4 separate regions of the Homo sapiens genome follow, and all the other regions are linked to region 4. A link is a loop called in an ENCODE intact Hi-C map of the cell type or tissue named here. Cell type or tissue: mammary epithelial cell. All regions are shown on one strand. Region 1 has its middle 280 kb from the start of VLDLR. Region 2 overlaps PUM3 (pumilio RNA binding family member 3). Region 3 overlaps SMARCA2 (SWI/SNF related BAF chromatin remodeling complex subunit ATPase 2). Region 4 overlaps VLDLR (very low density lipoprotein receptor).

What was found. Peaks named below come from ENCODE experiments on the same cell type or tissue, not always from the same donor. Only the 100,000 strongest peaks of a DNase experiment are listed, where the experiment ranks them.
Region 1: a loop joins it to region 4, with 3 times the contacts of the local background. A loop is called at or near these places in 3 of 110 quality-filtered maps.
Region 2: a loop joins it to region 4, with 2.6 times the contacts of the local background. A loop is called at or near these places in 7 of 110 quality-filtered maps.
Region 3: it touches region 4 in a loop (29-fold over the local background); 3 of 110 quality-filtered maps call a loop at or near these places.

Annotation. Positions count from the first base shown.
Region 1 is chr9:2,332,894-2,340,893 of GRCh38, reverse strand. No RefSeq gene overlaps it. Among named protein-coding and RNA genes, the nearest start is that of VLDLR, 280 kb to the left of the region's middle. In mammary epithelial cell, a CTCF peak has its summit at 4,620 (motif pointing left); DNase peaks (open chromatin) are centred at 643 and 1,943; H3K27ac peaks cover 1,056 bases.
Region 2 is chr9:2,796,648-2,804,647 of GRCh38, reverse strand. PUM3 (pumilio RNA binding family member 3) reads left to right here. Exons shown (of 18, transcript NM_014878.5): 18 at 185-496. The coding sequence ends at 317. Among named protein-coding and RNA genes, the nearest start is that of PUM3, 43 kb to the left of the region's middle. In mammary epithelial cell, a CTCF peak has its summit at 4,062 (motif pointing right); a DNase peak (open chromatin) is centred at 3,687.
Region 3 is chr9:2,153,452-2,161,451 of GRCh38, reverse strand. All of the region lies in intron 27 of SMARCA2 (SWI/SNF related BAF chromatin remodeling complex subunit ATPase 2), which reads right to left. Among named protein-coding and RNA genes, the nearest start is that of SMARCA2, 140 kb to the right of the region's middle. In mammary epithelial cell, a CTCF peak has its summit at 3,217 (motif pointing right); DNase peaks (open chromatin) are centred at 3,051, 3,531, 5,251 and 7,471; H3K4me3 peaks cover 2,984 bases; H3K27ac peaks cover 3,620 bases.
Region 4 is chr9:2,650,923-2,658,922 of GRCh38, reverse strand. VLDLR (very low density lipoprotein receptor) reads right to left here. Exons shown (of 19, transcript NM_003383.5): 16 at 7,425-7,508; 17 at 6,969-7,049; 18 at 5,974-6,143; 19 at 1-5,090. The coding sequence ends at 5,055. It overlaps LOC105375957 (a long non-coding RNA gene), which reads left to right. Exons shown (of 3, transcript XR_929436.3): 3 at 5,913-8,000. Among named protein-coding and RNA genes, the nearest start is that of VLDLR-AS1, 33 kb to the right of the region's middle. In mammary epithelial cell, no CTCF peak of the experiment used is centred here; DNase peaks (open chromatin) are centred at 3,112 and 3,422; H3K27ac peaks cover 2,828 bases.

The DNA.
Region 1 (8,000 bases), 320 kb after region 4:
TGTGCACATTATATAAGCATACTTTGCAGGAACTGTGCTTTATAATTAGATCCTAGGCCTGATTTTCATCACAGTCTACCTTGAAATTTAAGAAGCTAAGAGTTTCTTTTAAAGACACTAAAGAGAGATTTTCACAGTGTGCAATTACAAGCCCTGGGACAAACACTTTCTTTTTGCAAGGAGTACAGTACAGTCACATTACTCCAAAATATATATAATTATCATTGTCCTCATACTGATGAAATGCCACAATTACTAGATCTCTCAATGCCTTGCTTTTCACATGCAGCTCACCTCAACCAGCTGCAAGTGAATGCCTAAGTACTTGCAACATCATTGCATACCAGGGGTTATTAACAATCCATTTACTACCAGCATTGCAGTCCTTATTAATTTCTGATCTGTGGGCAGTCAAACTCCAAATCTTACTGAGGGCCTGCTTTCCATAACCATTTCTGAAACAAACTGTTTTAGCCTAAGTTTCTTAGAAAACAAAGTCTGTACCAAAGATTATGTGCGAATATATTATTTGGAGCCCAGGGCAGTGAAAATAATGGAATACAGAGTTGAAACACAAGGATGGTAAGCAATAGAAGGTAATGTGTTACCACCTGGACAATAGTTCACAATGAGTCATGAAGAGATTTAGCCAATTACTCAGCAGCTTCACCTGCCCAATCATGCAGGAAACCTCCATACATGCTTTTCCTTGGAACAACCTATTGTAGGGAGGAAAGGAGAATTTATCTAATGGCTCCTTCCCATCTGCTACTCTTAAAACATTGCTACAAAGACTCGTTTCTGAGTTGTTTTTCTTAGTCTTTTCAGCAGGTGTCTGGGAAACTCTGCAGTGTGTACTTCATCAGAGTCTGGAAGTGACAATAGGAGCTGGACGCTCTGTGACTGGTTGTCCTCAGGCAGTGGAGCCAAACGGGCTAACAGGGAGACACCTCGCCACAAGAGTGGCTTAGGTCTAATAGACACTTATTACACCCCTAGGCATTGTGCATGGTCTTGGGAATACAATAGGAATATTTTCTGTGATCAAAAAACTTCATCTAGTGAAGATAACAAAAATAAACGCTTTGTAAAATACTTACTACTATAATATGGGTTTTAAAAAACGCTATGGCTTCCTAGAGGTAAACGAAAGTTCAGTCATGTCTAGAAATTTGGCAGATGTTCCTGACAACAATGACTTAAGATACCCTGAGAATGACCCTATGGTCTAAACATAATGTGCGTTGGGAGTTTCGAGCGGGGGAATCTGGGAGTGACCAACCTGCAGATTCATTCCTCATCTATGAGGAACATCTAAACCCCTGGCCCAAGCCATGGAATGCAGGCCATACAGGGAATCAAGGCCCTTTGTTTTGGGTTAAATGAAGGTTGCTAGGGGGAAGGTGCTAGGGGAAAGATGTTAAGCAAAAATGTTGTATGAACTGCATGATTTTTACAAATGGCAGTGGTTCTCCTGTCCAGCCTGCTGCCACTGGAGTGCCCTGTATGTGAGTCCCCTCAAAAAAAACCCGTGCCTCATTTGCTGGCTCTGCGCCTCTTCTTTGGCCTCTCAAACATGGTGCCATCCCTATTGAAATCAATAGGAGTCCAGCATGACAAGTTCCTGGAGGAAAAGATCATAAACTGCGTTCAATTTTGTAAAACCAAAGTCTGTAGTTAGAAAGGAAACAAGAGTTCATTTGGCTAGCCCTTTATTCAATCACCTAATTAAGCCTCTATTATCTTGAGACCCAGAGAAGTTAAACATCATCCCAATCCCCATCTATCCCACTCTGCATAACATATTCTAGTGTTATTAACCATGCACTTTCCAAATCAAAGGTTTTACACATCTGAGATTTTGCAAATAGAATTTCCTGCTCTTCTGTATGAGTCAGGATAGACTAGCATACACTGCAGTATCAACTCTGGAATTTTATGGCTTTAAACAACAAAGGTTTCTTTCTGCTCATGGTAGTCACTCAAGGACCCAGACTGATGGAGTGTTTATTTTAACACAAGCTTCTACAATTTCTGTAGCAGTGGGAAGGGAATATGGTAAATCACATATACGTGTTTAAAGCTTCTGCCTAGAAATGCCATATATTGCTTTCACCCACCTGTCACTGGCTCGAGCATGTCATGTGGCTATACTTACATGTAAGAGGTCAGGGACAGGCTATTCTATGTACATGAAAGAGGGAAAAATCAGAAATACTTAATGGTTAGCATTAATGACTAGCACCTTCCTAAAATCTTTTTACCATCCTAATTCCTATTCGAGCTTGTAGATTCAGCTCAGATGTTATCTATTCAGAGACCCTCCTTGTGTCATGCTCCCCACCTGCAGAGTGGGTGAGAAGATCCCACCTGTGCTTCAGACTTCAGGCACTTACTTCCATTATTGCATAGACAATACAGCATAGACATTATCTCTCCACTTGTCCATCTCCCACATAGTACGGGGTGCTCCCCAAGGACAGCAACCACTTTTTACTACTGTGTGCTCAGCACCCAGCACAGTGCCTGCTACATAACAGACACTCAAATGCGTGTTTGTTGAACTGAGCAAAGCTGGGCGACAGCACTGAAAATAAAACTTCCTTTTTATGAGAATCCATTGTGCCAGAGCTAACTGAAACATCGTGCAGTGTTTTAAACATTTTTCAATGCCAGCCTCTTCTCTCCTGCTGTTTATCAAATTACAGTGACATATTCAGGTGATAAAAAGAGCTCCCCTTAGGCAGAACTTAAATATAAACATTCTAGAAAACTTTTGCCTTCATCTGTTTCACTAGTCAAGTGAACCTTGCACAAAGCCTCAAGTTTTGGGTTGTTCGGGTTTTTTCCCTAAACAGAGTTTATTCAGCAAGTAAGTAGGGCCTGGACTGGGAAAGTAACTCATTTCTCTCACTCTTTGTGGAGATGTAAATCAGGTCATAAGCAAAAGTCATTTGGAAATCTTATTTCTCTGTGGGCTCATCTATTCTGCTCTGCTGCGTGGGTGAATCCCAGGAGCACCCTCCTGCCTTTTCTGTGCCATTAAGACAGAAGAGGGAATTGTACTTAGAGATTTCCTTAAGCCAAGACTCATTTGATTGCGGTCAGGAAAACTTAGGCCAAGTTCATTGGGAAACTGAACCCAGAGCCAAGGACAGCTCCGTGGCAGTATCCGGCTAGTGGTAAGGCAGAAATGACATCCTGCCATATTTCCATGTGGATTCTCTACAAAGACAGCAAAAAAACTCTTTCCTTTTTTTTTTTTTTTTAACCTAACACCCTTCTCAGTTCATAATAGAGCATTTCCTAATGCCTTGCTACTCAAGGTGTGGTTCAAAGACCATCAGCATTTGTATCACCTGGGACCCTGTTAGAAATTGATCATCTTGGCCCTCTCTCTACACTTGCTGAATCAGAACTTGCAGTTTAGCAAGATTCCCAGGTGATACATGTAGACATGAAAATTTGAGAAGCACTGAGCTGGGCTCTGAACACATCTTATGGAGGAGTCTCATTAGTATAAGTACAGCTTTGCCTACCACGGTCCTCATCTGACACTTTGGGAAAGGTAAACACTCCTTGAGCCAGGAGGTATTGCACTTTCTTTATTCATTGTTTAGGAGGCCACAGGTGATTGAAGGTGAAGGGAAAACCATCGTGTGTCCAAGGATCTCAGGGCCAGTTCCTCCTGCAGACAGCTCTCTTTATAACTGGGTAGTAGTCAGCCAGGCTGAAAATATGGGCAGTCCATTTACTGTGGGCTGATAAAAAAGACCCAGAGATGCTGCAAAACCATCTCCAAAGATCCCCAGCCTCCTATGCTACAAGCCACAGCTGGCAGCTCTTTTACAGCGTTTGCCTTAGGTGAGAGTGGTGAGAAGTAGGAGACAGCAGGATTTATGGGCTGTTTAAAACTTCCTATGTCATTTTTCTCCTTTGTACAAATACATGGACTCTTCTGACCGTTTCTCTTCTCCTCTGACTGTTGTTTTCTTCTTTGTGCTGTCTGATTTCCATTATCTCTCTTTCTCCCCAGTTTCCCTCTCTCTTCCGATGACATTACTTAGGTTTACTGCTAACTTGACTATCCTGTAGTACAACGTTGTCTCATTCATCATTTTGCCCTTTCTTGGTAGACTATCTTAGTTCATGTCATTTCATGTACCCTGAGATTAAGGTATTTCTGTAATGACTTCTGCTATCTTTTCGTTATATTTTTGTATTACTATGCAATGATATTGAGTATTTCATGTGTTCTTTTACAAAGTGACCGATGCTAATGCACTGCATGTAGTCAGTTAAAAGAAACTCAGCATGCTAGGCTAGCATGGGTAAAGGTCTTCATCCATTATCTCCACTTCTCTCCCGTACTATCAATCTCTCCATCTCCAATGGCAACTGACCTTCAGCCTACAGCATATTCAGATCTCCTCCATCTTAAAAAAAAAATCTGGTTTCAATCCTGTTCTCCCTTAAGCATACTGCCCAAAGGGGTTCGGTGTGTATTTGAGTACCCAGTTTCCTTCGTTTGGAATGCTTAACTATCTCCTGTCTGCCTGCATTTCTCTTTTGTGCTGCCATCTAAGTGAACTTTTTGAAACATAAGCTGTTACTGCACCCCCTGCTGGAAATCTGGCAATGGCATTCTTCCATTAATCTCAGACATCCAGATATTGAGTGCCCTTTGCAGCTGAGTCCAAGCGTTACTTACCAACCTATTTCAGGTCATTCATTACCTGCTCAAATGCATAACCCCATGGTGTTTCCTGTTGTCTTCTAAACACAATAACGGGTTTTCTTGCCCACTACCTGTATCTGTTCATTTTTCTATGTACATTATTTTCCCTTTTAGTATCTGCTGAGGTCCTGCTTAACCCTTCAAGACCCAGCCAAGGTCACCTTTCTTGTGTCAGAAGCCTAAAGCCTTACATGACCTCCTCTTTGTTCCCAAGCATCTTAGCCATGCCTCTGTCTCATTGATTGCCATGTGAATGTTTATGATTCTGCAGCATGAGTTTCCTGAACTCTTGGATTTTTATTCCACTTGTCTTTATACCCCAACTTCTAATATAATGCCTGATATAAAAAGATATGCAAATGTTTATTGAATTAAATTTCATATTGTCTGTAGATTTTTTCAGTTTATTTCATACTGTGATTTTAGACTCGTAAGTTGGTTATCAATTCAATCAGGAAAGAGTCATTTACAGAGACACAAAGTCAGAAAGCATAGTTTCTGGGAGGTGTGCAGTTCTGGATGGGATCCAGCCTCCCAGAGGAAAATAAGTCATGGAGAATCAGCAAGCCTCTTAGCCCTGAACTTCCTCTCCCCGTATGCTTTTGATTTGACCTGCTGAAAAAGCAACTTCTCTAGCCTCCTTTGCTGCCAAGAGATTGCCCTGGATGATTTGGCTATCGTGAAGGAGGAAATGCTGGACCTAGCCACCACTGGCCAGATATCCACTGGAAATCAGGCCAGAGGCCAGATGGGTCAGCAATTAGGCCTCAGCACTTAGGGGAGTTGAATAAAGGGTAAGGAAGCTAGAAAACTGTGAGTGGTTTCCACATTTGCTTTACAGAGTTAAGGAACGGATGCACGCTGTGCTGGGAGCACCTTACAAAACCCCACTGCAGTCTTCTCCTCCTCTGTATTGCATACTCAGCTGGGTTCCAAACTTCAGGTGCATGGTTCCTTGATGGCACTGAGTGGCGCTGCCCAGAGCCATGCTGTGAACAGGAGAAATGACAATCCTGAGGCCTCCCAAACTGGCTTTGCCTCTGCTGGGGATGAACAGGCTTCTCAGCTGGCTCAGGAGCTCCAAGTGGTCCACTGGAGTAAAATCCAGTATGTTTTACTCCCTAGAGGTCTGTGGGGCACTCCACAACTACCTCCAAAACCAGAGTGGACTGTAACACACATTTTGGACTTGCACTTGCCTGAGTCCAAACTTTGGAGTTTTTCAAATGTTTCATGGTGGAAAAGGTATATCCACATGTTCCAGTCAACGCTCCTATTGCCAGACATCACAGGAACTGTTCTCAGAAGAAACTCCCACTCCCCACATTTTATGTTGAGTTCACGTCATCATGCAATGACTGAAATAGAGAGAAACTTTACTAAAAAATAGTTAGATGTGTTAGTATGTGTACAAGTATACTGTTTATTTATGTCTATGTAAATAATTGCAGTGTTTTGTTTTGTTTTGTTTTGTTTTTTGAGATGGAGTCTCACTCTGTGACCCAGGCTGGAGTGCAGTGGTGCAATCTTGGCTCATTGCAGCCTCCGCCTCCCAGGTTCAAGTAATTCTCCTGCCTCAGCCTTCTGAGTAGCTGGGATGACAGGCCCCTGTCACCATGACCAGCCATTTCCTTTTGTATTTTTTAGTAGAGATGGGGTTTCACCATGTTGGCCAGGCTGGTCTCAAACTCCTGACCTCAAGTGATCCCTCTGCCTTGGCCTCCCGACGTGCTGGGATTACAGACATGAGCCACCACAGCCAGCCCAGTGGATGATTTTTAAGTATTGAAATACTTACATTTTTCTGGAAGCAGTATTTTTGAAATTTTTTTTAAGATTCTGAATCATAGTATTGAAATACTTATATTTTTCTTGGAACAATTTTTTAAATATTTTTTGAAATTCTGAATCTGAATCTTTTACAACTTGAGATATACCCAGAGAGCTATTTGCTGCATTGCAATTTCTAATCCAACAAAACTGCACTCGTTTAGAAAATACTCTTCTATACCTCCATAATCCTCAAGAGGAGAATGAAAATGACAATCAAAACCAAGCATCTATTGCAAGGAATATTTCTTATTCTAGTTCAAAGACTTTTTGAAAAAGTGGAATATAAACAATACAAAATTGAAGTTGATGCAGGTAACTGCATCAGATACCCCATCTACAGATGGTGACACTGGAAGAGTCCAAGATAAACTGGCAGTGCTCTCTTTAAAACAAGGTTATAGCTCACGAGCCACAGAAAGATCCTTGAAAAAGGAAGAGCTTTGCAGAAACACTTCCTCAAAGTTGCTAAATAAAAGGAGGGATTATTTGAAAATGTTAAGCCAGAGGAAAATATTTGGAGTTAGTTTATAACCCTAATGTCACCATTCATGCATGATGTCTTACATTCCAATAAAATGTCAAAGATTTTTCAACAGCTGAACAAATTTGCAGGACAGTAAACTCTCATTATGACACCTTTTTTTTGGTAAATTTTTAAGTACTTTATTAATAAGTTAATTAATACTTAATTATTTAGTACTTAAATTTTCAACTTTCTGGGGATTGTTAAAGTTTTTATTTTATATAAAGTTTTTAGTAATTTTATTAATTTACTGCTAATAAACAATTTTGCAATAACAATGTATGTTTAGTACACATACATTTAAAAATTTAGATTTTTACTTGTCTTAAGGTATATTGAATTTTTAGTTGTTAACACATTAAATATTTGGTTTAATTTTTTGCTTCACTAACTCTGAATACATTAAAAAACATAAAATGCCAGTATCAATAGTAGTATTTTAATGTTATGCAAAATAAATATCAAGTTACTGAAACTGGCATTTTGCTTTGGTATTGTAATCAAATAAATCAAACAGTAAAACAATAATAAATAAAATAATAAAACAATAAAAGCCCATAATTATACACATAATACACACACATTTATACACATATATAGATGCAGAGGGAACATTTAAGGCATAGAACTGGTTTCTATATCTTTCCCCCTTATATTCCGATTTCCACCATTTGTTAAATTGAATGCTAAACAAGTTTCTCAGAGCTTCTCAAAATGAGGACTGTCATCTCAATCTGGTTAAAACCATACTGTGGTTGCTCCTATGTCACAATCAAATAGAAATTACAGGATACCAGGAGCTAGAGACGGGCCAAAAGGGTTTCATTGTTTTAGCCCTTAATAAATGCAGTGCAAGCAGTAGTCATACATGATGGATTTCCTTTTCACCTCTGAGAGAGGGATTCA
Region 2 (8,000 bases), 150 kb before region 4:
TTTTTTTCCGTGGTGTTATAATATGGGCTACTGGTCTCATCATTCATCCTTTGAATGAAAAATAATGTGTATATAGTTACAAGGCTTGTGTCACAGTTAACAAAGTCTTTTTTACTGTTGGTACAGGTAGTATTGGAGATGATCTAGGAATGCTTATGAAATTTAATTTTTTTCCTCTCTTCAGCCTCCTCCAGAGTTGTGACCTGGAAGTTGCAAACAAAGTCAAAGCTGCACTGAAAAGCTTGATTCCTACATTGGAAAAAACCAAAAGCACCAGCAAAGGAATAGAAATTCTACTTGAAAAACTGAGCACATAGGTGGAAAGAGTTAAGAGCAAGATGGAATGATTTTTTCTGTTCTCTGTTCTGTTTCCCAATGCAGAAAAGAAGGGGTAGGGTCCACCATACTGGTAATTGGGGTACTCTGTATATGTGTTTCTTCTTTGTATACGAATCTATTTATATAAATTGTTTTTTTAAATGGTCTTTTTTAAAAATCTCAGCTGTCTCCTCTGTTACACTGAGTAGTAAGCATATCAGTGTGAGGCAATTAATGTGGAAGGTTTACCAATCATATATGGTGGGACCAACCAGATATATAAAGTGTAGTTGAATGAGTTGATTCAGGGGAGAAGACATCTTCAGTGAGCATAGTCTGAGAAGGCTTCCTGGAGAAGGTGGGACTTGAGAGGACTTTCATCCTGTCAAAGGAAGGCAGGATGTGGAAAAGAAGAGCCAGGGGGAGTCGTGGGCACAGTAAAGTGGAATTTAATGAGTACCGGGGCAGTGGGGGGTTCACAGCTGCCTACCTAGCTGTTTTATGGATTAGGTTCCATGCTAGATTTTGTTTGAAAGCCACTCAGGTAAGTTAAGCTCATAGGAGGAAATGTGCTAAATGAATTAGGGGATCACTGTGGATTGCGGTGTTAAAGTCAGGGTCACTGGGAAGTTCTCCTTGTCTCTGATTTTGGGCCTTCCAAGTAAATAGCTCCTTGTGATTAGACTTTCTCCCTTGAGACTGTCCCTAAAATGTCAAAGCCTATGGAGTTTGAATAAGAAGGAAGAAGGTGGAAATTTGTTACGTGCAGAAGTTTAACTACAGCTAGGATGTTTGAATTTTAAAACTGCAGTTGTTTGAGCAAACAAAGCTTAGAAGGATTGGTAGCTCAGTCAGGCTCATGTAGTCATGCCTATGAGTATCTGGCTGCTTTCTCAAAGTAGTCTAACGGGGTACTCACTCAGGTCTGTCACTGCAGTTACACCTGCTGAGGAATTGGCTGTGCCTTTCCTTTCCAGACCATGGGGTCCCAGGACTACTCCAGCCTACCGACTACCAGGACCCCTCCTGCCACGGTGTATTGAATCCTTCCCAGACTGCAAAAGCGCTGATGGCTGTAACTTTTGACATGGATTCTCACATCACCCAATATAAGGGTGTGGGTGGAGAGCTGGAGGAACTGGGATGGGATAAGGAGGTGAATGGGGAAAAGGCAACAGTAGAGCTTGCATTTGTTTGGCTAATACATTGTGATTTGTGTTCTCTGTATAAAGAAGCCATTCAGAGAAAGGGGGAAAGAACCCCTGCTCTTTGTTTCATCTTTGAAACTAAGATAATGTGTACATAATTTGAGGAGTACTTTTATAAAGCTTATAGCAGAAGCAGCAATCTACCCCATTCCTCTGCACCCCTGCCTCACCCTCCCCAGAACTACTGATTATTCTTCGCTCTGCTAAATGTCTAAATACATCTATCAGTTGCAGGTATTTTCTTTTGATTTCCTATTACAGGAAATGCAGATTAAGAACTTTTACCATCACTGTTCCCCACTCCTCTTCCCTCCCTTCCCAGTAGAATTGCATCATGTATGATGAAATCAGTGTTCAGGGTTTACCTTATTATACCTACATAAATGTTGTTAAATATTGATTCAAGTAGTGAGCAGCCATTACATTTCCTCTACTATTTTAATTTTTCTGGAATTAGTCATTTATTTTCATTTGCTTAGTTTCTACATCTCTGTTGATTTTTCCTAAACTTTACGTCAGAATTGCTTAAATTCTTCTCTTGAAGGCACCCTTAGCAATTACTCAACAGCCATTTTCCTCTTTTTTTTTTTTAGCCCACCAAGGCTTCTGTGTTATTCTGGTGTCTGCTCCTTTCCACGTGGCTTAAATATCCTAACTGATATAATTCAGTGTTTCTCTAGTTGGTTGTGAATGTGTTGGGATTTTGACAACCTCATTCATTACCCCACCCGGCTGTACACCTGATTCGCTTGTGTGTCCTATGCAGAAGAGCACTGGTATGACCGAGTCCGGAGGGCCCATTTCTTAAATCAGTGACGGATTTAGGAAGGAGCCTGACCAGTGAAAGTTGGAAGAGAGATGGTATTCCTGGGAGGGTTTCTTAGGTCTCTTGGGTTGTAGAGAGTCCCCTTCCTGCCCGTCAGCTTTGGTATGTGCAGGACTAGGCCCAGCCTGCAAGCTAGAAGCCTGACAGGAAATAGCAAATATGCCGAGGATGGCTGAGCAAAGGTTTGTGAAAAGAGTCTGGAACTTTGATGATGTTGAGCTGTTGAATAAGTTAACTCCTGGAGCTGCGCTAGCCGTGGACTTCTGGTTATGTGAGAGAATAAACCCCAGTTTTTCATTTTAGGTCAGTTTTGAGTTGGATCTTTTGCAACTTGCAGCCAAAAGTATGCTAACCTGGCTGTCTCTAAATACCAATTTCCACAGTATCCAACATGTCAAGTCGGCAAGCATTTCCACCTTCTCCTGGAGACACCCCTCCTGGCTTTCGGGATGTCCTGAAGAACTGCTGCTCCTTCACCATCATCATCGTCTGCCTTCCCTTAGTTTCTCTCCTATGAAAAGTCCATTTCTCAGATCCCATGCATCTCTCTTGCTTAACACCCTTTTCTCAACACGGCACATCCTCTAGTAGCTTCCCGAGAAAGAATACATTCTAAAGACCTTGCAAGTCCGAATGTCTTTATTCTACTCTCAAACCCAGATGTCTAGTTTAGCTGGACATAGAATTCTAGTTTAAAATTAATTTTGCCTCAGAATTTGAAGATGCTCGTCAATATTGTCTTTAGATTGCAAAGTTGTAGAAGTTTAATGTCCAGTGCCATCCTTATTCTCAATCTTCATATGCGGCCTTTAAGTCTCCAGCTTTCTCGTGTTTCAGGATCGTGTGCATTGGAAAGTGTTATGTATATTTTCTTTTCCTTCTTTATGCTAGGCACTTGGTGAACCATTTTAGTCGGAAGAGCCAGATCCTTTCATCCTGCGAGATGTTTTTCCATGGTTTTTTTTCTGATTTTTTTAATGTACCCCCTGCCCCGTGTTTTCTCTGTTCTTTGTCTTTGGAGCTATTACTGAGAGTTGAAATGATTTGAGCCTCTAATCTTCTTTCTTTTCCCTATTTTTAATATTTTTGTTTTTTTGCTTTGCTTTCTGAGTGAGATATTTTCTCTACCTTCTCTGCCAGCCTTTTGTGTTTTGGGTTTTTTGTTTGTTTGTTTGTTTTTTGAGACAGGATCTTGTCACCTAGGCTGGAGTGGCAGCTGTGCAACTTGAGCTCACTGCAACCTCTGCCTCCTTGGCTCAAGCGATCCTCCCACCTCAGCCTGTCAGGCGTCAGGAAATACAGGCATGTACCACCATGCCTGGCTAATTTTTGCATTTTTTGTGAGACGGGGTTTTGACATGTTGCCTAGGCTAGTCCTGAACGCCTGAGCTACCATGCCTAGCCACTCCCAGCCTTTTCATTAAAGTGTCCTTTTCTTATTGCTTGTATGCATTATCTCATGTTTCTTGGTGATATTCAATTTTATGGTTGGTTGTTTTGTTTTACTTTCTTTTCTGTCATCTGCTCTTTCTGTTTGCTTTGGGCTCTGTTTGAGACTTTCTTGGAGAGGTCTTTAGCTCTCATATATTTAAGACATTTAAAATCTTAAAACCGACGAGAAAGAGGGCATTCTTTTCTTTTCTAATGTTGACTTTACTGTACCAGTGGTTAGTTGTGGATCCTGCTGTTTCACTGGGGTCCTCCAGATGTCAGTATCTGTAGGCCTTTCCTCTGGGCCATTCAGTGCCTCCAGAGAGAAATCCACCTGCAGCCAGCATTCAGTTGCTCAATAGTCAGTGTGCAGATTTTAATTAACCTACCTGCTTTCAGCACAGTGCCTCTCCCTCATGCCCTCTCATATCTGGGGCCCCCTAGTCTTGAGAAAATGAGTCAACATAAGTTCACAAAGCACTTCCTCAGCCTGCTGCCAGGGTTGGGAGTGGTGGTCAAGCAGTTTGGGCCAATCCCCCTGTTTTCCATTCCAAGGCTTACCCCAGCATTCTCCAGTACCTGGCACCTCTAGCTGCTGGAATTTTCTGGTCTACCATGGTGAGAATTGACTCGTTCCTCTCCATGCACTAGGTATTCCGCTTTCACAGTTCTGCCGCCTTCTCTACTGCTTCCTGTTCTTCCAGATACTTGGTGCTATCTCTCACCCACTGTGGCTTCTCCTCTGTTTACTTTGTTCCTGTGAATTTATACAATTTTATTTTTCTAGTCTTATCTTACTCTTTCTGAAAGGAACAGAGATAAACTCAACAATGCACCATTTTTAAGCAGAAATCCACAAATGGCTTTAAACAAACTGAAAACAACCTACCTGGCTTCATGGTGGTCTTCTTTTCCATGGATGAATTTAGCGGATCTGAGAATGTCATTTATTTGAAAATTCAGCTTGTCGTATTTTCAGTTTGCATCAAACCCTGCTTCTCCTAGGAATCAGCTGATGTTAGAAGGAAGGAGAACTCCATTCTCCCTTTATGTCTGCTGTAATAAGCACTTGCATAACAGAATAAAGGCCTCTTAGAGGAAATGGCTTCCTACCTGACCAAACTCAAAAGATTTGCTCTTGAAAACATGAGATGGCACTTCTGTTTCTATATCAGTGAAAATTTGAAAAAGTTACGTCTTAATTTTAGCAGATTAGTCACTTTTAAGTCTGGCAAATTTATGGATATATGTATTTAGAATAATGGTTAAGAGAACACAAGATCACAAAACAGCAGCAGTTAGTAGGGAGCCCATAATCAAACTATTTCTGCCAAAATTAATGACCTAAACAAACATAAAAATTTGAGACTTGAGCTCGTCTTACCTTTTGATAGTGCTTAACGTAAGGAAACTAAGTTTATGATCATCTTCATCTTTTCTGAACCTAAAAACACCACCATCCAAGTGCCCCAGGTCCCCTAACTTCTTCCCCAGATGCATTAGTAAATTTTTTTTGGAGACAGAGTCTTGCTCTGTCGCCCAGGCTGGAGTGCAGTGGCGCCATCTTGGCTCACTGCAAGCTCCGCCTCCTGGGTTCACGCCATTCTCCTGCCTCCGCCTCCTGAGTAGCTGGGACTACAGGCGCCCACCACCACGCCTGGCTAATCTTTTTTTATTTTTGGTAGAGACGGGGTTTCACCGTGTTAGCCAGGATGGTCTCGATCTGACCTCGTGATCCCCCCGCCTCAGCCTCCCAAAGTGCTGGGATTACAGCCGTGAGCCACCGCGCCTGGCCGCATTAGTAAATTTTTTAATGAATGGCCTTAACTAGGAGATACAGTATGCCCTTTGGATTGTGTGTCTTTTATGAATAGTAACTAAATGGCTGCTCTGCCTTCCACAGTGTGCAGACAGACACTGATTGCTATGTATGTTTGTACCGATGATGATGCCCTGGATGATACCACAGATAACAGCCTATGAAAGAACAGTGTTTGGAATATTTTTCATCAGAATGTTTTATCCAGTTTTTAAACATGGGCTCATGCCCGTGGCTGAATGTAAGTGGACAGACAGAGCTGCAAAAATGTGGGAATGAGAAATTTTGGTCTGTGCTCTTTTTCTTAGGGAGTTAATTGTACCTTGGGAGGAAATGATTAGCTCTTAGTTGTGCTTGATATGTGATAACTACTTGAGGGAAAGGTGAGAGGAGTCTGGTAAGGTCATGGGAATCATCTGACTTTGAGCTCTTGATGACTATAATTAAACATAATGACTAATTCAGATATCTTAAAATGACTTCCAGATGCTTGACAACAGACTTTCCTTTTAGATGAAAATCCTCTTGCATTTAAAACTTAGGTTCTTATTGATATATCTACCAGTAAGCACATACTGACTTAATGTTATCACATTCAGCAGTAGGCAGTGATAGAGAAACTGTGAATCTTAAAGATCTGTAACAGCAGTAATATCCTTTTGAAGAAACAGACAAGACATGGGTTCATTTGTTCTTACCAGATCAACTATTTGGCCCCATTGTATAACTCGATATCTAAGTCTAGTTCTAAATATCTGTTGGAATCCGCTCTTTTGGTAATAATACCCTGCCCGGCACCTTTCTGGAGGTTCCCCTCCCCCTACATTTTAGTCGCCTTTTTGGGTGGAGTCGAATTATGATTTGCCTTGACCAGTGGCATGTGACTCTGGCCTCTGAACCACAACACTCCCTTGGCCACCGTGATTAGTTAATCAAGTATACATGTCCCGTGGTAAGTTGAAGAGAATTCTGAGTTCATATCACTTTGCTTCATCATTTTGACTTTTGCACAGTTGAAAAATCGTAAGTAGGCTGGCTCACACCTGTAATCCCAGCACTTTGGGAGGCCGAGGTGGGCGGATCACTTGAGGGCAGGAGTTCAAAACCAATCTGGCCAACACAATGAAACCTCATCTCTACCAAAAATACAAAAATTAGCTGGGAGTGGTAGCAGGCACCTGTAATCTCATCTACTTGGGAGGCTGAGGCAGGAAAATTGCTTGAATCTGGAAGGCCGAGGTTGCAGTGAGCTGAGATCGCACCCCTGCACTCCATCCTGGGTGACAGAACAAGACTCTGTCTCAGAAGAAAAAGAAATCGTAAGTTGATCTATTATAAGTCAGGGACAGTCTGTCCTTTTTTTTTTTTTTTTTTTTTTGAGACGGAGTCTTGCTGTCGCCCAGGCTGGAGTGCAGTGGCGCCATCTCGGCTCACTGCAGGCTCCGCCCCCGGGGTTCACACCATTCTCCTGCCTCAGCCTCCCGAGTAGCTGGGACTACAGGCGCCCGCCACCTCGCCTGGCTAATTTTTTGTATTTTTAGTAGAGACGGGGTTTCACTGTGTTAGCCAGGTTGGTCTTGATCTGCTGACCTCGTGATCCGCCCGCCTCAGCCTTCCAAAGTGCTGGGATTACAGGCGTGAGCCACCGTGCGCAGCCTCTGTACTCTTAATACTAAGAGTAGCACCATATCAGGAACTGGCATGAGACTGAAACCAGAGCACTTACAGTTCTCTGGCTAAAACATCTGCTGCCTACTGTTGAATGTAACAACATCAAGTCAGTTTCCGGAAGAAAAATCGTGAAAGATGCTCTCACTTCTTCTGGGATCTCAAACTTAGACCATGGCCTGGGCTGCCTGCCTGCGTGTTACTATATTTCATCAATTCTAAAAATGTACATTTTTATTTTGCATTTAACAAATCTTTCCGGGTGTCACTTATAGTCAGTGGCATATTAGCATGACCGTTGATAGGCAGCTTTTTTTCTGAGTGATAGATAAAATAATGGTACGTCTTAGAGTCAAAGTGTTAACAGTTGGTAAAATACAGTTCATCTTTTCCTCTCTCAAATGTTTCTCTGGTTTGCTTTTCTATAGTAGCTTTTCAACCCTCAAAAGTTTTCTTTATTGCTGGACCCTCCTACAGATGATCAGGGTTAGGATGAGGTGTTTTCTGCAGCATACTTGTCTATAAGTCACACCCTTTTGGAAAATGAAAATCAGGTAAAATTAAAGGGAATATAAAATAGTGGTTGGGAGCACAGGCCTGGAACTGCATTTGAAGCTTGGCTCTGTAGCTGGATGATCTTTGTAAGTTACATATCCTCTCTGCTTCATTTTCATCATTTTTAAAATGAAGATAATCATACTTCACTGTGTCTTTGTGAGCGTTAGGTTCC
Region 3 (8,000 bases), 500 kb after region 4:
CAAAACACTCACAGTAAAGGAGAATATGACAAATATTAAAAGATCTATAAATTCAAGTGTTTGATGATAACTGAATCCAGATGAAATTTTAGCTCAGTTTAAGAACAAGACCCTAATGTTCTCATTACTGTAAGGGAAGGAAAAGGTAAACAAAACGAGGGGTGGGTTATGAAAAAACAATCCCTAAGAATACATCCACACGATCATATAAGCTTTGACCTTTTCTTCAGGTTTTGCATCAATTTATTCATGATTAACAATATAAATCAAAATTCCATCTAGATTTTTGTTCTAACGTGGCAATTAGTAAACAAGGAAACGGGAAAGTACAAAGCCACATTCCTTGGTAAACGCACTTAAATCATTCGATAAAGAACACACACACTCACAAACAATAAACACTTTTTTCCAATTACCTGCAAACGCTTGCTTTAAACCAGAGCCAGCAGCACTAATGCAGAGAGATAATAAAATAGCTATAAAAACAACCAGGTATAAAAGAAACCTGTTCATAAAGGGCTAAAAGATCCATGTGACAGACCCAGAAGTTTAAACTTTTTTTTTTTTTCCTGGTAAATCTCAAAACTCAAAAGAAGAAAAATAAAGGGGAAAAATACTGCCAAGGAAGAAAAAAAAAAAGAACATAAAATTTGAACATAGAAAAGAAATTTTCTAAAAAAAAGATCTTTAAATTACGTTTTGAGATTGCTCTCTCACACAAAATAACTAATGTTGTTATTTGTTCCTCCTGCCTCTCAATATTGCCTCCAGTATGCAAATGATAATCAATCCTTTCTCGTAGCTGAAAGAGCTCTAATCATAAGGCAATTACCTTCATTTCTCCACAGCACCAAACATGGCTAATATTTATGATCATGTGAGTATAACAATCAATATAAAGAGTGATTACAGCTCAGACATAATTTCTTTCACTTATGTACAACGCTTCCTGAAAAAGAAAGGTTTTGTGAAGAAAACCTGGTGCAGAACACAAAACAACCTGGCATGTTAAAAATGCCAGTGGGATTTTTAAAAAAATATGTTTTCTACGCATCCTCCAATGTGCAAATCCATAGAAGCAACATGCACACAGACAGATTCCTAAGGGACAGTCTGAGCCTAGGCCTTAATAATCAAAAGACAATTTCCATCACGATCCTACAGTGTTCAGATAACCACTATGAAGGAGGCGAGATCTGATGAGTTATGAGGAAAAAGGAAAAGGAAAAAAAAAAAAAAAGCTTCACATTATTGCATTAATATTCATTTGCCTAAAAGCAGGACACCCACTATACAGCTAAACACACTGCAGCTAAGCGAAGATTAAGAAAAGGAAATTGTCCCGCATATCTTGGAGGCTGAACATGCTAATAATAAATACAGCATGCAAGGCTGTCAACAGTTAATGGTATTGCTCTCCTCAAGCACCCAGTTGCACACAGAAATACGGAGAACACCGGCTTTTGATGTGTTACACACCTACACATGCCTGGGATGTAGTTCTACTGAATCTTCAAGACGGCAACGAAAAAGGATATTTACCTTACCACTATCAGCAGGCCGGCTATCAGAAATCACAGTTAGTGGGGATAAAATTAACAAGCCAGCAAAGCAGCGAGCTGCTAGTCTCTTCATCAGCTGATCAGGAAAAAAAAGAGAGCTGGGGAAAGGCTGTGTTTTCATATACAAGTAATTTTATTTTACTGAAAATTTAATACTGAAAGGATTGTGGATACTCAAATCTGCTGTTTCATGCTACCTACTACAAGGCCCGAAGGCTTCCTCCTTCAGCCTGTTTTAATATTGACAACTACTTATCATATTTTTTTCCCCTTATTATTCCAGGCAGCAGAATTAGAGATTTTAGCTCAGATGGTTTCTGAGTCTTGCTCGCATTTTAACAATTAAGCCAGTAAGAAAACAAATTAATATTCAAATTTATTTTAAAAAATTAAAACAAGGTATGCTTTTTTGGTATTTTGTACCTTATTTTTTAAAAAATAGCAGCATGGTTTGGAGCAGTCTAAATGATTTTTAAAACAGAAGACAATTTTTTAAGAAAATTAAATGCATGTAAATAAAAGCAATGTACATGTTCTAAGATTCAAATATTTTAACATAATATGTTATTCTGCTCTTTAAAGAAAATTCAGAACAACTGTAACACTTCACTTTCAGTTTCATGCTGTAAAATTTTTCATTGTTTTTCTTCTCACTGAGATAAATGAAGTTGGGGGGAGTTGTAAAAAGGATATTTCTACTCTCACCCCGCCTTAATTTTGAAAAGAGGGAAAAAGCATAAGCTTGTGATATTTGGACTTTTAAATCTCTAAATCTGTGAGTAGCTAAGAAGCGAAAACAAATTAAATTGCAAACAGAACAACTGAAACAATTTTTATTACAACTGCTAATACGTGCAGATTCTTATTAAATTTAGGTTTTGGAATTACAAGGAAACACACAAAGTACTGACCATTATTCCCCTCAAACTAAGGTTTTATGCAGGAATGCAGAGAGCTACAAAACATCTTCCCTCCTCCCCAAAGACCCCAAACACATCCATATGCAGTGCTTTATGTTCTGTGATTTCTAAGGGTCTTTTTCTAATGGAAATCAATTCACTAAACACTTCCCAATGCTTTTCGCACATAAAGAGTAGAGTAAGATTACTCCTGCATGTAAGTAAAATTATTCATGGAGATTTTAAACTGTTCTTTTATTTTAAAAAATTATTTACTAAACTGGCTCAACTGACTCAAACTCAGCGCTGGGGGCTGGGGGGTCACACACAAAAAAAACCCCAAAACTTGCTACACAATGCTAAAGTACTACCCCCAAAAAGAATTCCCTTCCAAACCTTTTACCAGCACAATAATGAAATAAATCACAGAAGCAAACCCCCAGTTTCCGACTGGTGACGTGTTGCGCAAGAGTGCGAGCCCTAATTCAACATACAGACGGCTCCCATGCTCAACTGCCTCTAGATTTAATGAAGTGAATAGGAAGGAAGTCGGGGAAAAAAAGTGTACAAATAAGAAATTAACACTTTCCTTCCCTACCGAGACGGTGAAACACAACTACAGCGAAGTTTAGTGAGGCACCTCTTTTCTTAAAGGCACACTGCACCCGTTTGGCTCCGGATGTCACGAAAAAAAACCCATATGGTGGTAAAAATCCCCAGTCAAGTTAAAACAGTTAAGCATATTTCAGCCTGCGTTTTTCCTGAATGAAGCTGGGAATTACTCCTTCCTCCACTGGATGGCAACCTTTTTTTTTTTTTTTTTTTTTTTTGGCCCTCTTTCTCTCTTTTCTTTCTTTCAATTTTGCTTAAAAGAAAATGTTTTTCATGACTCAGGGTGTGCAAGAACGAGATGCAAACTAGCTCCCTCTTCAATTAGTTCTTATGAAAGCGGCGTGCACGTTCTGACAGCAAAATGCAGGAGACAGTCATGCAGGATTAGCTGTTCTAGAGGAAACGCTTTGCAGCTAGCAAAGCACATGGCAGACCCGGGAAGCAGCCACACGTGGGTCCAGTCGTGGCCCTCTCATCCTGACACACACCAACCACATCTTTACTGCGTGACGGCAGGTCCAGAAAGTCAGCCTCAGGCGCCTTCTTCTCAACCCGGTGGTGTAAAGAATTGCTGTTATGCGTGGTTCACAGTATCACAAAGCAGAGGGGATCCATGATTATGAATAGGTAAACAGGGACACGCAAACAAAAAGCCCCAAGCCAACTCCTGCGCATCGTTTCCACCTCCGCCTCTCCAAGTCCACCAAGCCATGTGGCACAGTCCTTACAGTGGAACAAACCATCTTAACACTGAAAGGAGCAATTCTAAAGATATCCAGACAAGGCATGGAAATTTCTTCCATGTGCAACGGGAAAAGTCAGTACTCAAACACTAACTCTGCTATTTCAGTATCATATTTCTGTCCACTGACACTTTCTCTTTCTCCCTCTGGGGATCCTCCTCCCTTAGGAACTCTAGTTGGATTCCAGAAGAGGACCCTGGGATGCTGCTGGGCATGGGGGTGGGGTTATAGAGCCCAGGGCTAAGCGTTAAAGAATGCAGGTTAAGACCACTACATTATACTGGTGCTTTCTGGGGACAGCTCACACATCACCAAACTTGATTCCAAAATTCAGACAGGCTAAACCTCCCTCGTGCCCTGCTGAGATCCTGGAAGCCAATAATACAGTAATGATCCCCCAAACAAGAAAAGCAATGGCAACAAAATAGTGGAATTTTACATTTACATTTTCATATATGAGAGATTTTCTTACAATATAAATATTAAACAACAACAAAGTTGAACATAGAGCTCGTCCTCAAAGATGCTACGTTATTTTAATCGGTTTAATGCATACTGTAGCACTTTTGGATGCAGAATTTCAGACTCAGGGCTTTGGACAGTAAGTTTTTGATTATTACTGTCTCCACAAGCAACCTGTTAGAAAAACTGACATAAAATCAAATTCCCTAAAGTGAAATAATCTAGACGCAAAAAAGCAAATACTGTATGATTTCAGAGATGAGAAAAGAGAACAGTGGTTACCAGCGGCTGAGGGAAGACGGCCGGGGAGTTAGTGCTTAATGAGGTCAGAATTTCAGTTTGAGATAACGGAAAAGTTCTGAAGATGGGATGTTGGTGATGGTTGCACAACAATGTAAATGTACTTCATGTTACTGAAATGTACACTTGAAATGGCTACAATGGGCCAGGTACGGTGGCTCATGCCTGTAATCCCAGCACTTTGGGAGGCCAAAGCAGGTCAATCACCTGAGGTAGGGAGTTTGAGACCAGCCTAACCAACATGGAGAAGCCCCATCTCTACTAAAAATACAAAATTAGCCGGGCATGGTGGCGCATGCCCTGTAATCCCACCTACTCAGGAGTCTGAGGCAGGAGAATTGCTTGAACCTCGGGAGGCTGAGGTTGCAATTAGCCAAGATTGTGCCATTGCACTCCAGCCTGGGTAACAAGAGCAAAACTCTGCCTCAAAAAAAAAAAAAAAAAAAAAAAAAAAAAAAAGTCTAAAATGGTAAACTTTATGGTATTTTCCCATAAGAAAAAAAAGTCCCTGAAAAGAAACCAAATTATCTAAATTAAGGAACAACTTAACCCCAATTAAACCCCAACAACTGCAGGTTCATACATGTTCTTACCACCTCGACACACAGCACATATTAGCGAAATCTTGCTAGCTTTCCTTCAGAATTCAACCCTTTTAACATTTCAACAGATAGCACGTTCAGTCTTGCCCTGGCCAATGGCTAGAACTTTTCGAAAATCCCCATTTATTCTTTCAAAGGTTATTAAGGGAATATCCATGATGTAAGAAAATAACTGTGTATAGCACATAACTATTCACAAACCTTATACTTTTGTTAACAAATGCTTCCCATATTCAAGAGATGAGTTGGTCTGAAGGGTAAGGACTTTTTTGGATATAGTTTTTTTCCTCCGACTGTGGTTCAATAAACTGATGACATTAACTCAACAGACTCTGTTTCGTATTTCATTCGTCAGGCAACTGGGATGCCAACTGCACTCCCAGTTCTCCCTGATTTGGGACTGAAATGTACAAAGCTGACCATAAAGGGGAAGAAAATTGAGCCTCAGCTTAACTGAATTTCTGGTACAGTGGGTTTTCCAGTTTACTGATCAATAACTTCAGATCACTTTTGAAAAAAAAAAAAAAAAAAAAAAAAAAAAAAAAAAAAAAGGTTTTCTCTTTCCCCATATGCCATAAGCACATGGAGGTGGGTGACGAAGGGAAAAGGGGAGCTACGGCTTACACATCTGAGACAAGGTCAATTAATACACTATTTTAGTTAAAAGCAATTTGGTTGGAAAAACGAAAATGCCCCCGCGCAGTGGCTCACGCCTGTAATCCCAGCACTTTGGGAGGCCAAGGCGGGTGGATCACAAGGTCAGGAGTTCGAGACCAGCCTGGCCAATATGGTGAAACACCATCTCTACTAAAAATACAAACATTAGCCAGGTGTGGTGGCACGTGCCTGTAGTCCCAGCTACTCGGGAGGCTGAGGCAGGAGAATCGCTTGAACCCGGGAGGCGGAGGCTGCAGTGAGCCGAGATTGCCCCACTGCACTCCAGCCTGGGCAACAGAGCAAGACTCAGTCTCAAAAAAAAAATAAAAAGAAAAATGAGTTTAAAAATTATTTTAGCCATAAGTTCAACTAAGAACCCATGTGACTGATACCTTTTAAGCAGTATTAAACACAATATACTCTATTTGGAGAATGACTTTTAGATTTAGTGGAGGTTGGCCCACAAAACGTCTGGCCCTGAAGACCCTACCAAATTATAAATGTGAAGTATTTACACCTTTGTTCTTACAAGTTAGGCACATGCTATGCTCAGCTCCCTGGGGTAGAATCAAAAAACCTGAGAGATGATCTTGAGACCCTGCAAGAGACTTAGAGAAACAATGGAGAACTGCAAGAAATACAGTTCTGCTTTCCTATTCCGAGATCATCAATCAAGTTACTATCTACTCTTAACACAGTCAGGAACTCCATCCGCTTGTCTGTTGAGCAGGGCTCCTCAGAAGGGCCTGGGCCACTTCTGTACTTCGAGGTTCTCAGTATATTAAAAATGAAATGCCAAAAGAGGGTAACAAACTAATATAGTTTTAATGCTCACAAAGAATAACTTAATGCTTTTAAGACAGATAAAATACAACTATTAAGAGCATAACCTCATTTGGAGATAATGTCAAATGGCAACTTGGAAGCACCTTCATGAATGTGTGAGGCCTGAGCAAAATAAATGGTTCTTTCCTGGGCTTCCCTGGGATAGGCCGTCCATGAGGAACTGAGCCACAATCCAGGGTTCCACGCTACTGCAACAAGTCAGACTTTCAGAAGGTCACTACACCCATCGTGGTTAAGAACATCAAATTAATAAGATACTGATGAGAATGAGGTAGTTGTTCTGCTTGAGTCCAATGCAAAGAATGTCCATTAACAGCCCAATCATGAGAGAGGAAAACACGTAAATAAAGCAACAGAAGAAATCAAAAGCATAGTAGTTTGAGGCTGTCTAATATAGAAAAAAATAGCCCCAACTTTTAATAAATCTTCAGATACACAGCATCATTAATACTTCTACTACTACTGATGCAGCTACTACTACTACCACCATTGTCCCTGCCAGCAGCAGCAGCAACATTGGCTAACACGTTTGCTGTGTTGACAGCCACTCAGTGCTTTGGGTACATTTAGTCATTTAAACCTCACAATAACCCTAAAAAGGTAGCCACTCTTACTCTCTGCATTTTGCAGATGAGGAAACTGAGGCACAGAGAGATATAGCATCTTGTTCCAGATCATATCATAGTAAGAAGATGACTCAGTATTTGAACTCAAAGTCTGGCTGCATAAACCACACCCTTAACTACCAGATTATTCTACGTTATAGCAGAAAACAATAACTTATTATTAATGATGACTGCACCATCAGGAAAAGGCTAAGTTATACTTGCCAGGCTTAGGTGAATAATTCAAGTAAAAACATAACATGATACATCTTAGGAAGACTTTCAGCAAATATCACACACAGATAAACACACTTCCAGCAAAGATCTCTCTCTCTCACACACACACACACACAGCTTTGCATAGACGTGTGGAACCATAAAAGTAACCATGCAAGTTCAAAGTGCACAAGTCATTTTAATAGTCAATGGGATTACTGTTCCACAACTTTAAAAAATTTATGTCTAAACATTAAAAACTCATACATGTAGAGGGGAAGGAAAAAACTAGTAAAATAAGCATTTGCTTAGTACAGTAATTTAAAATATTAAAAACATTGAGCATTAAAATGTTTCATTTCCCTATTAAAAAAACTCTATCCAGAGTATTTTGCTTTGCTTTGCTTTATTCTAGACGGGGCCTCATTCTGTTACCCAGGCTGGAGTGCAGTGGTGTAATCAATCACAGCTCACTACAGCCTTAACCTTGTGGGCT
Region 4 (8,000 bases):
ATGCTATCACTCCTTAAATATCAGACTTAGATCTCTTCAGACAGGTGTAGTGGAGAACACTTCGGTCACCATCTAACACATTACATTCATCATAGATAAAGGTACCTGTGACTTTCACCGGTAAAGTCACTTACCGGTGCCTGTGTGTGACAGTAAATACAGCCCTAGCATTGATGTGATATTCAGTAGTGACATCTGCCCTGCACATATTAGATGCCAGACACTGTGCTGAGCTTTTTGTGTGCATCTCACTTAAATCTTACCTTGTCACAGTGAGACAGTCCCCATCGTCTCTACTTTACAGAGGGAGTTAGTAACTTGCCCAAGGTACCACACACAAGACACGGAAGTCTATGCTGTTAACTACATTGCCTGCTGCTTCTAAACAGAACCACCTTGTCACCCATCTGACTTTTTCCTTGAGCGCAGTGAAGAAAAAAGCCATTTTTGATATGCCATGAGGTAACCTGCGGAGCACAAACTCCCCACCCGCAGCTGGTCTCACTCCTGTCTCAGTGTTTTTGCATTGAGATTTTTACAGTGAGATTTACAGGAGAACACTGGGTCATGGTCCTACTTTGTTCTTTTTCTCATTAGCCAGGCTCAAAAACGTGAAACGGACTCAGGAGACATGATAGAGAGATGGAACACCACTGTTATCAGTTTGTTAGTAGCTTATTTATCTATGGATCCCTAAGTTTCATATCTAGAGCCTCACTGGTAAAATGCATTCAGCTTTCCTGTGTGAAGGTAGATGTGAAAGGGATATGCAAAGATGGCTGATAATCCTTCACATGCAACTGTTTCGGCTAAAAATCCTCCAGGCTGGATTAGAGAGAAATAAGTTCGAAAAACGCCATTGTTCCCTCTTCAGATTCATTCCCTCCATATTTGGAAATAAGTACCTTTGAAGATTTTTGTACTTTTATATATTTCTGAACTCTCATAGTTTAGGCCCATGATATGGCTGAAGCATGGATGTACAATTTTTAGTTTTCCCAAGAAAAATCATACTTGTTAGGATATTTACTCGAGTAGTTTTTTAGTATTACAATTCTAGAAGAGAAGTCATTATAAGCCCCTTCTGGCCTTAGAGACTATATAATACCAAAAATACCTAAAAACCTTTTCTTTAAGAGAGTGAAATCGCTTGATGTGCCCTCCCACTCCGGTTAGATGCTTAACAGACGACAGCAGACAATGCACCTCAACCAGGGCTAAGTGTGCACACTTGGCCAGCAGCCGCCAACAGAACGGGCAGCAGCAGCAGTTAGCACTGACGCAACTATCGCTGCTATTGCCACTACCATCTCCCCACTAACAGGGCTTGCAGAATATGTAATACCCAGGGGATTATATATATGTGGTTTTTAGGCACCGCCTCATCACCCACAATAAGGGAAGCTTCTTTCTACTCTTTAGCTAGTTGCTGCTCCTACTTGTTAGGAGTTTGATGTATCAGACCCTTTTGAGAAATGTCTATGTCACAACTACGTTCAGGATAAAACAATTATGAAACTGAAGGGCTCAGATTTGGGGATCAAGATTAGCAGGTTGTATTCATAGTACTTCAACTTAAATTAGCAAAAGTATATCTGCTTTTTGCAAGTTTTTGCCACCATTGAAAGCAAACAGTATAGCTTTCATTTGGATTCAAAATAATAAATTGTTTTACTTGGGTAAGATTTCACTAGTAAGAATTCTAGGAAATTATTCCAGTTAGATTACGTAATAGAGATAAGTGACCCCTAGAATCTTTAGGTTTGGGGTAAAGATTGTTAAAAGGTAGACTTTAAGTTGGTCTACCATTTCTACAGTGTTCTTAACTGAAGAGTTAGTCTTTTAATACCCTGTAGTTTGCTATTTAAAGCTTGGCTTCTCATTTTTGAGAAGGGCTACTTGACTTCCACAGATACAAGGAACAGAAGCAAATGCCAAAGTGAAAGCCTCAATTTTTTTTTTTTTTTTTTTTTTTTTTTTGCCTTGTATTCATCAAGAACTAAAGAGGCAGCGATACCTAGGCTTTAAAACACCTACTAGAATGTTTTAAGGGAGCTAGTTGAACAACTGGGACTATTTTTTTGCCAAATAGATTAGCTTGCAAAGGGCACTTAAAAATTTGGACAGAGGAACTTGGCTGGATTTCTTTACCAGAGGCCACAAATCTGTTTATTCATCTATCATCAATCTTTGTGGCAATTCCTAAAATTTCTGGAGGGTCCACTTTCACTTTGTGTGACAGGCTCATCTAACTCCAAATATTCTCCTTTAGTGTATGATAAGCTTCATATTTTACCTCTTAATTATCTTCTACATTGAACTCTAGAGACAGAGCAAACTTATCCTAACACATTTCACATAGAATTCAAGTTATTTTTTGGGTGATAAAGCCGAGGCCTGTTATCATTCATGCACTATTATTGCAAGCTGTATTGACTAGTAGTTTAGTCATATAACTATTTTTTTCTTTTATTTTTATAAATTTTTTTTTTGTAGAGACAGGGTCTCACCATGTTGCTCAGGCTGGTCTCGAACTCCTGGCCTCAAGTGATCCTCCTGCCTTGGCCTTCCAAAGTGCTGGGATTATAGGCGTGAGCCACCATGCCTGGCCCACCAATATATCTATTCTTATTTCAATAGGAATATCTAGTTACTTTGTTTCTACAAATGAGTTTGTACCTCGTAGGTACAATGAGTTGTACCTTGGCTTCTTACTGGGGAGGACGTGGTAAAAAAAAATGAGACGTTTTAGACTCTTTGAGGGTTGGAAATTTTACCCAGAACATGAAAGAACATACTAGGGACAGGAATTCAAAAGATGATGATAGAGAATAATACTTTATTTGCCAAAACAAACTTTGGGCCTTATAATTAATTAATACTGTATAATCCTTATAATGGGGAAAGCAATAGTATCAAACTTCAAGCTTCTAAAGGGAATTTGGTATTACTCCAGTTAAAAAAAAAAAAATCCATGTTTTTTGTACCACAGCAGGGTCAGAGCAGCAGCCAAACTCTGAAATGGCTTTCAGAGTTCATGATGAATGCTAACCTACTTACCAAACAGGCACTTCAGCTACTCACTGTCAGCAGGCCACATCCTGTTCAGTGTGATGACTAAATGTAGAGTGAGGAAAAGGTGGAGAGCAGACAGTTCTATATTCATGACTACAGCCTTTTCCTTCTACATGCTTGACCTCCAAACCTCCCATGAAAAAAAAGTCCAAGGCTATCTTTTCTTTTTCATTCAGTTGACCAAAATCACAAGGGGGCATCCCTTAAGACAACAGAACCAACTTCCCCTTCATCTAGTAGGATTAATGTCCTTGCTTAAGCCACAAACAAGATGTTAACTGCCTTATATTTCATATGCAAGTGAAATATGAGTCATCCACTGATTCACGTAGCAACGCAAAACATCTTCTCTTCATCCTCTTGGTACTGTGTTGGTCGGTCATTTAATTCCAGAGGAATTGCTGTACCTTCCACAGCCAACTCTCCACCTCACTTGTGACACACAGCATGCACCCGGTGCTTCAAGTCTTTTGTCTTTCCTTGCTTCCAGACATCCTGAGACTTTAGAGAAAGAAAGTAATGGCCAACCTGATGGAAAATTCACTAAACTCCCTGTACAATTTTTTCTTTGTCTCAAACTCCTCATCTGCTCTTCATACTGTAAGTTCCAGAAATTGTCCATAGTAAGAATCTGCCCCATCCCAGCCAGGATAAAAATTTAGGTGATATTGCAATTATATTCTTCATGAAGTCACAGTAAAACGGTGGTTTTTAAGCTTTAGTTTACATCAGTATCGCCTGAAGGGCTTATGAAAGCAGGTTTCAGCCCTCGCCCCCAGAGTTTCTGATTCAGTAGGTCTGGGATGGGGCTGGGAACTTGCATTTCTAATACATTCCCAGGTGATGCAGATGCTTCTGTTCTCAGGACCACACTGAGAAACCTGCCTTAGACTGTTCAAGAATGCCATTGCTTGCTATCCTCCCTGGCCATCTTCACAGTAAGACAGTCTAGACTTTCATAAGAAGAAAGCCCTTATCCATGCCTTAGAAGGCACTTGTCCTTGACCTATATAAATGACAGAACATGGAAAACAGAGACTTAACTATAAAGAAGCAGAATTCATAGAAATCTTAGCACGTGTTTCTCGATCAGGAAACAAGTTAATGGAAAAAAAAGAAACTCACTCCTCTAACCAAGAGGAATTCTAGGTACAGACTAAGCTAGCTTCTTTTACACAGTAAGAAATATTTCGGGAGCAAATGTTAAACAGTACTTCATTTTTTAACTGTGCTAGGGTGTAAGAGAAACCAGCCCAATTACAGGCTTAGTTATACAACATCAAGAACTACAGCTCACACATTTAGTTAGAACACTTGGTACTACTCAGGATAGGAGTTCATCCTAGAGGAACAGGCACAAACCATGGTTAAGCTGCTTGGTTTAATTTTTTAGCACTTGAAAAAAAATGTACAGTAGTTTGAACACTCAGTCTTTGCAAACCTCCATTGAGGTCAAAGATATCATTCATACGTACAAAATTAGTTTATAAATTTTTTTGGCAATTTCATCTTAGTAACCCGTTTTGTCCTATTGCCATTGTCCCAACCATTGAAAAAGTTTACAATAATTTACATAGAAATATTTTCAAAGTGCTTAAGAATAGTGATTGTTCTCTGGGATATTTACAGATGGCCTATACAATGTATGTACAGGTGGTATACACTATAGCACAAGTTTCACTGCTGGAATATGGCTTTCTAGGGAAAGTGCATATTTGGCCAGAGGTGGCAATACTGTCTAGAAATTCAAGGGTTACAGATACTCGGTAACCACATCCAAAGCTGAAGTAGAATGTGGACAAGAATATTTACAAAAGTAATATAAAAACGGTCAAGTACACAAGCTTGATCCACGCAAAGGTATCTTGATGTTCTTCCAGCCGAGAGGAAGAAAAAGAGACTTCAGCTGCTGGCTCGGTTACCATTCCGACGGGGGTATTATTTGTTTAGACCTCAAAGGTCAACATTTGTCACAGAAGTCAAGCTAGATCATCATCTGTGCTTACAACTGATATCTGTGGAAAAGAAGAAGTATAGAATGAGCTTGGTGATCACTCACTGATGGCAACTCTAGTCTTTAAAATGGACCTTGCTTTTGAGTTGGTCATTCAAACACTCAGAGTGCTTAGAAGAAAAGTCAGTCAGATACAAAAGAATACTGAGTTGTATCATTCATGCATTTAACTTGAATTCAACTATACCTGCTTGGTAGTGAGATAAGATAGTGTGACTAATTCTGTCTTTTCTACTTAATGATCATAAGTCTTGGGGAAAAATGTGAAAAGCCATGTGTGTGTCAAGAATTGACCACTGTTCCATGTTTCACCGGAGTTTGAGAGGGGAGTGATCAATACTTGTTTTGTTCAGCCTGTTTCCTACGTGAAGGCCAAATACTCCACTTGGGTTTCATCTGAAGAACAAGTGAGTGACTATTGCTGGAAGAAAAGCTAGCTATACTAAGGGCGGTGGGATACCTTTTTAAAGCAAAGCATATAATAATTTTGGCTAAGTGAATCTTACTCAATACACTGACTTTAAGCCAACTCCCCTATATATGATATGCTAATTTACTTTCAAATATCCAGTAGGCAATGGATTTAATAGTTCAGTAATGAGCTACTTGGTTCATGCTAGTATTTACATGTCATTTCTATAACCAAAAATATCTTAATATAGTGGTGACTTTAAGTTGACCCACTTGTCAGTTGGTGAGGGTTAGATGCTGATCAACTGAGTGACTTATGTTCTAACAGGCTATACTGTCTGTCTAATAGCCAGGTAGCAGATGAAGTGTTTGGTAACTCCATCATCCTAATGGCTCTCTCTCTCTCACCCAGGTCTCCTTTCTGAAAAGTCTCACTTCAAGCCATGGTGTATAAAGACACAAAGCTGACTTACTGCTGGGTACGTGTGTCCAACAGAAGCACTGTGTCTACCAATGTCTATGGAGAGGTCCTCTTCAGTGGTTTTCAAGTACACAGGATTGTCAAAGTTCATGCTTTTCATGTTCTTGTGTTGCCAATTCCGCCACATCAAGTAGCCACCTACTGCTGCCATCACTAAGAGCACTGAAAAAAATCAGAGGGTAGCTAAGTGAGCTAAGTCTAGTATTGGAACATACAAGAAAGGTAATAACGTTCAGGAATCCATAATAATTGACATTAGTAAAAATGCCATGTTTTATGGAGCTAGGATAACTAGAAGTTGGAATACACATGGGCCAGGAGCTTGAAACAAGTTCAGCCCAGAGGTAGCTCTGTGCACTGGAGCTGGACTAGCCACATCCATCCAGGCAAGGGCAGGGTCCTCGGTCCCACCTTAGGCTCACCAAATTAAAATTGCAGAAGGTTCTGGAGAGCTATTCAGGTGGTCCTGGCGTGTTAGCTAAGCTTGGGTCTCTTCATTTAGGACAAAGGTTTTTATAGCAAAGTCCTTAGAATTTGCGTGTCTCGTTTAGAGGTCCTTTTCCATAGGTTTGAAAATTCTTAACTGCTTTTAATTTATCCTCAACAAGTCCTGTAACTCTTAGCATTTAAGCATTTGTGCATCTCCTCTGTATGAAGCATTACACACATTTCAAAGGGGGAACAGAACAGTACACTAGTTAAAGAGACTTATTATAAAAGGGGATAAGCCAGGTTAACAGTGCGGAAGTAGAAAGCATTAACCGTTGAACACTTATCATTGCCAGTTACTGTGCCAAAGGTACAACTGAAGAGAAAGATATGGGCCTTAATTTAGTGTATTATGTGGGGGAGAAAGCGAACGTAATTCAGTGTCATAAATGCTAGACAGCATAAAGGCCCATGAAAGGGGTAGCTCCAGATGAACAAAAAATCTTCATCTGGTATCTAAGAAGTTCTTGAACCCAGACTTGTAGGAAATCTACTTACAGAGAGGAAGAATGGCCCATGCGGCAGAAGTCCCTTTTGGGGGAACACTGACCTCTGATACTGCTGTGGTCACATTGATCCCTACAGAGGAATAAAAGGAATCAGTTTAGAAGGATCTGTATTCAGACTTAGAAATTTACCCATCAGGTAAGGAGCCAAAACCTTTGCATCCAATATTGATGTTCAGTATCTACAACAATTGAACACCAGGAACAACTCTGGCTTAGAAGTATTTGAGTCACATGCTGTAGTAGCCATTTCACTGACAGTTCTCTACTAGAAACCTTTAAGATCAGTCAGGAAAAGATATGCAAGTTTTAAGTCTTTGGTGTTTAAATATAGGTTACCAATTGGGGCAGAAATAGTAGTTAAAGGCTGCATTAATTATTTAAGCTGTAGATACAAAGAGTGTGGCTGTTAGTTGAGATTAACAGTTTGCAGTACTGAACTCAATACCTCCAGGAACTAGTCCACTAGTTGCTGAAATTTCTGTTGTGTTCGTATCTTTTGTCTCACTGTAAGTCACAGTAGTTGCAGTACCTGAATTATAAAAACCAAGAACCTGGTTAATGCCAGGGTTCCAGCATGGCTAGCTGTTTTGTCCAGACAAGCCATGTAAAAGGTTATTTTAAAACCAGGTAAAATAGACAAACCACTGCTGAACTAAGTTGTACAGCTGATGTGTCAACATTGAAATAGCAATCTTCATGCAAAAAAGAGATACATGAAACTTTGGGAAGGACAGTCGGTGTTTGGAATTTGACAATTCAAAATGATGGACAACCACATTTTATCCCTCTAAACAACATCCCATGTTCCTGGAAACTACGAGAAATGTTCTCAAGATGCTCTGGTATACCAGGCATACCAGACTGTCTTGCAACTAATTTCTTGGTAAACTGAGCTAATCCCTGCCTGACCATGAATTACGCTAATAAAAACCTCATCAGCCTCACCATACAAGCTCCTTGATCACACAAATGACTTTAATTTGCCACTTAATCAAAAGTTAAGAACAGAAGACTAAATGCA